Regions from separate parts of the Homo sapiens genome. Here region 2 is linked to region 1. Evidence: read pairs that join two places in POLR2A ChIA-PET (ENCODE). Cell type or tissue: GM12878. All regions are shown on one strand.

Region 1 (2,500 bases):
GGGAAGTGTGATTAGACTCAAAGGGCTCACTTTCATTTGTATTAGAGAGCTGGGGGGAAATCCACCCTCCGAGGTTGGGGGCTGAGCAGCTGTGCCTGCAAGTCCTGCTTCCAGATGCTTCTCCCCTAGAAAGTTCCTACAGCAGGGAAGAGGAATCTCTGATCTACATTACTTGAACTTTGTTTTATTGTTTGTTTGCTTTTTTTTTTTTACCACCAAAGTTCACTTGGTGATTTTTGCAAAATGCCATCCCAATCATTTTTGTTTTAGTAATGACTCCTTACAACCACCCTGTGCACTGTCAAGTGGAAAAACAGAATCATAAGGGCCTGAAATGAGGATCCCAAACAGAAGACATAAAACCAAAAACACAATTCTGAGTCTTTCATTGCTTTTGCCTGAATCCAATCTTTCTTTACTGATGGGCCATTGCTTTTCTTATATTAGAAATTCCTCCTCTCCACAAAATTGGATTCCATGTTTGCACCAGAGTCATTAGTTTTGTTTTCCTCTAGACTTGGTAACAGCTGGGTGTCAGCCCTCTCGATTGGCTACTCTTGTCACTGAACGGCCTACCTGTGGGCGCTCTGGGTGATCCATGGCTCTTGAACAGTTTCCCTGTGTAATGCAGACTAGCCAGGTCAGAAATGAACCATCAGAATACCAGGCATCTGTCAAAAGGGGATCAGGGGGACATGAATGTCACCTGGCTCAGAGTAATTATCAGCCATTTCTGGGAATGGCAGCATGTCGGTTGAGGAGTTTAGATCTATGCTGTCCAAGGTGCTGGCCACTGTCTGCAGGGGGCTCTTGGGCACACATATTGTGGCTAGATCTCAAAGATTTAGTACAAAAAAAGAGAATGTAACATATCTCAATACTTTAAATATCTTTACATATTGATTACTTTTCAAATGATCATACTCCCAATAACTGGGCTAAATAAAACATACTATTAAAGTGAACTTCACCTGCTTCTTTTTACTATTATACAGTGGCTGCTGGAAAATTTACCATGTGTGGCTTGCATGTGTGGCTCACATTATAGACTACTGGACAGCGCTGGCTTGGCCAATCAAAATCATTCATTGGAAATCAGGGGAAATTCACTATTTATCCCAATAAGGGTGACGGAAGTGAGAGCAGTCCCCAGTACTCTGCCCGGATTGCACAGCATGGGCCTCCCACAGGGGAGTGGCCGCCATTCCTTTGCTAGTCTATTTGCTTGGGAGCACTGAGCTGAGAGCCATCTATTGCTCACACTCCTCTCAGTGGTTACAGAAATGAAACGAGGAAGTCTGCAGATAGCAATGGACCCAGCTGACAAGAGGTGGACCACAAACCCCTTCCTTGTCTTGAAGTTATTCTTAGAGCTAAATTTGCAAATAAGGACAACCAAAGTCTTGCCCCTAAAATAACGTTTTGTTTTCATCTCATTCTTCCATCTAACGCATGCTGGACACATCTAACCAACGACTCACCTCTGCCGAATGTGAAAATCAACTGTGCACTTTCTGTCCATGTCTATAAAATCCATATATATTATAGGATGAGCCATTGGAGACTAAAATCCTAACATGGCAAAAGTCAAGTTTCTTTTCCCTTCTATCAGAACAGGCACCCCTACCAATCCTGACGCCTGGCAGAACCCTCCCAGAGCCACCAGCCTGGCACAGGTCCTCTGCCCGCCCGTGGTGCTGGCCCTGCCCCTCTGTTTAATTTGGCTGCAATTTCCCACTCTGCCCTGACCTAGTCACCACTAGCAAATCCTCCTCTCCTGCTACAGCGTGCGAGAGGCTGTGCTAGGCCCGCAGGTGCAATATTTCATGTCATTCTCCGAGCAGCCCGGCAGTTCAGGTGGTGCTATTTTGCCCCTGGTTCAGAGAAGGTGACTGCAGCTGGAGGGCTGAGCGGCCTCCCCAGGACACAGCCCGGAGTGGCATGGTCTGGTCCAGGCTCTCGGCCTTTCCCTCGTGGAGAAAGAGGACTGAGTCCTCCCTCAGTGTCTCTTGGAGGGATCCCTCTGCGCTCCAGTTCCCTGATACAGGCCTGGCCTCATCTCTAACCCGAGCCCCTCAGTGCCCGCAACTCTTCCTCCTCATCAGCCCCACCTCTCACTGGCTTCTCCACCAGAGTCAGCACTCTTCAGCTCGCCTGGAACCCGCCCGGGCCTGTCCTTCAGCTGGTGGCAGCCATCTCTTCCCCTTTCTGTCCCCACCTGTCACTCTGCTCCAGCCTTTGCTTCAACACCAGCCTCGTGTCCCCTGTTCCAGCCCCGGGGCCTCGGCTCTGAGCTGTCTCCCTGGACTCCATCTCTGGCTTTCTTGTTCAGTCTCACTCTGTACGTGCTCCTGACTGTGCTGTCAATTAGGGTAGGCATTTGTATTCCTTTCAAACCTTGTTTGACTGCCTGGATTCGAGACCCGTTCCGCCTGCTGGCGACAGGAGCTCCATCCCCTGGCACTGCCTTAACCCCTACCAAACAGCACAGTGAGGGCAT
Region 2 (2,500 bases), 59 kb after region 1:
TTTCCTCTCCTGCCCCCTTACGTCCCACTCTCTACACAGCAGCTAGAGTAATCTTTTAAAAATGACTTCCAGTTATACTAAGAACAAAACCTAATGTCCCCACCATGGTCTTTAAGGCCCTACCTGATCTGGCCCCTAGCTCTCTCAGTGGCATCCTCTTCCTCCCACTCACTCTCTTGTTCTCCACTGCACTCCAGTGACGTTGATCTTCTTCCCATGCCTCAAACATGCAAAGTTCATCCCCACCTCAGGGCCTTTGCACTAGCTGTTCCCTCTCCCTGGAATGCTCTTCCCTCATATATTCAAGTCTCAATCCCTTCTTTCAGATTTCTGCTCAGTGTCACCTCTTCAAATATATGCCTTCCCTGACTAACTAATCTAACACAGCCTCATCTCCTCAAGTCATGGTCTACTGCTTCACCCTTCTTAATTTTCTTCTATCAGTCATAATAATCTGATATTATGTTATACATATATTTGTGGACTTCCTCATTGTCAGACATCCCTACTAGAACATAAGCCCCTTGAAGGCAGGGATTTTGTCTCATTCATGGCTAAATTATTTAGCACCTAGAATATTCCTCAGTCCTCAGCAAATATTCGTTGAATGAATGAATGAATCAATCAATCGATTTGTCTCCTGTGAGCTGAAGACCTAAGAGTTATAAAATTCAAACACATCCCTACTTCTTCAAGTGAAATATTTTAGACCATTATGATAAGCAGGTGGTTGCTTATATGCATAGGGTGATCCAAGTAGCAAAAACTTGCTCATCCTGTGACATGGAACACCATCGTCATGTTGCTGTCATCCCAGGAGCATCCCTTGTAAAGAAGTCCATGGGGAATGGCAGTAACAAAACCCTTTTGGTGAGGCAGGTTCTGGACTGACGGTCTCAAACCAAATGCTGTTTGCTATGGAGCGAATGGGTTCCCCAAAATTCATATATATGTTGAAACCCTAACTTCCAATGGGATGATATCGGGGTGGGGGGCTTTGAGAGGTGACACAAGTTAAATGAGATCATAAGTGTGGGGCCCCATGATGGGATTAGTGTCCTTAGAAGAAGAGGAAGAGCCTGGGGCTGGCTCCCTCAGCCACACGAGGACACAAGGAGAAGGCACCACCCGCAAACCAGGAAGCCACCCTCACAAGATACCTGATCTGCTGGACTCTTGATCTTGGACTTTCCAGCCTCCAGAACTCCAAGAAGTCTGTTTTTAAGCTACCCAATCTAGGGTATTTTGCCAGCCTAAACAGACTAAAACACAGCTCCACAGCAAAAGATGAAACAGCAGTGCCGACACACCAAAAGTGTTCTCTGATCCCCAGTGGAAGTTTAGCTACAAGAGTTTTATGAGCTACAGGGGGCAAATGGGATTAAAACTGGGCAGGTTATCAGCATTTTCTTTTTTTTTTTCTCTTCAAGTTTCAGAACTGAATACATCATCTAACCACAAACAAAAGTAGTGTCAAACACAGTTCCACTTCACCAGAGCTATTAAGAACCCATATGAATCAAATTAATATTAAGCACAGGAGGTAAAAATCTGCTCAGCTGTTCCAGCATAACAACCACTGAACTCAATGCAATGGAAACAGATAACAGCCATAGGCGGCTTTAACCTATTAATAAAGTCCCAAGTTTAGCTTGACAGATGTTTTTGCACTATTCTCTGGATATACTACCACCTTTATCTGAATTTGCTGTTTTCTATTTTAACTTTTTTACATGAAAAGAAATAAAGCAGGACAAGAGACAGTATGAATAAGGTGCTAACATCTGTTTCAAAAATATGTTTTCTCCCTGTTCAATGGGACAGATGTTTACAAAGATACTGAAGAGATCATGTTTATCTCAAAGACCTTCCACAAATAATAATATCAGTGCAATGATAATAATATCTGTCTAACAGTACCTACTGTTCTGCACCAAATCCCTCGAGTCACTGATTTGGACTTGCCTCCAAATACCGGCTGAAAGATACACAGTAACTCACCATATCAGCCAAACTCATCAATTTGATCAATATTCTCTTTCCCCAATTTACACTTTTCCACCTCTGCTCATCCTATTCATTCTTCCTGGACACTCTCCTCAGCCACAAATGTCAAAATTATATCCACTGTAAGGGCTGCGCTCTACCTTCCACTCTCCAAGTCTACATCTGCCTCTCACTTCTCTGAATTTTTTTTTTTTTTTGAGATGTGGTCTCACTATGTTGTCCAGGCTGGTCTCGAACTCCTGGCCTTAAGAGATCCGCCCACCTAAGCCTCCCAAACTGCTGGAATTACAGGCATGAGCCACTGCACCCAGCCCCCCGGCTCTTTATTGCTAACATGTCCTCCATTCATAGTGCATCATTTTAGTTTTCAAAGCATTTTCATGTAACAAGTTCAGGAGGCAAGACAAATATTATTCCAGGTTCCAGATGAAGAAAAGCAGAGTTTTCCACGTTAAGGGATTATGGAAAGCTCCTGTTCCTCCTGTTGCCCTTA

The links. ChIA-PET counts read pairs that join two places held together with the same protein. Peaks named below come from ENCODE experiments on the same cell type or tissue, not always from the same donor. Only the 100,000 strongest peaks of a DNase experiment are listed, where the experiment ranks them.
Region 2: POLR2A ChIA-PET joins it to region 1 with 7 read pairs; 3 of 35 experiments call an interaction of 5 or more read pairs at or near these places.

The regions. Positions count from the first base shown.
Region 1 is chr6:157,556,495-157,558,994 of GRCh38, reverse strand. All of the region lies in intron 2 of ZDHHC14 (zDHHC palmitoyltransferase 14), which reads right to left. Among named protein-coding and RNA genes, the nearest start is that of MIR3692, 29 kb to the right of the region's middle. RefSeq lists enhancers at 1,491-2,276, 1,975-2,284. In GM12878, no CTCF peak of the experiment used is centred here; a DNase peak (open chromatin) is centred at 1,314; H3K27ac peaks cover 881 bases.
Region 2 is chr6:157,497,975-157,500,474 of GRCh38, reverse strand. The region is part of intron 1 of ZDHHC14 (zDHHC palmitoyltransferase 14); the gene reads right to left. Among named protein-coding and RNA genes, the nearest start is that of MIR3692, 30 kb to the left of the region's middle. In GM12878, no CTCF peak of the experiment used is centred here; a DNase peak (open chromatin) is centred at 1,494.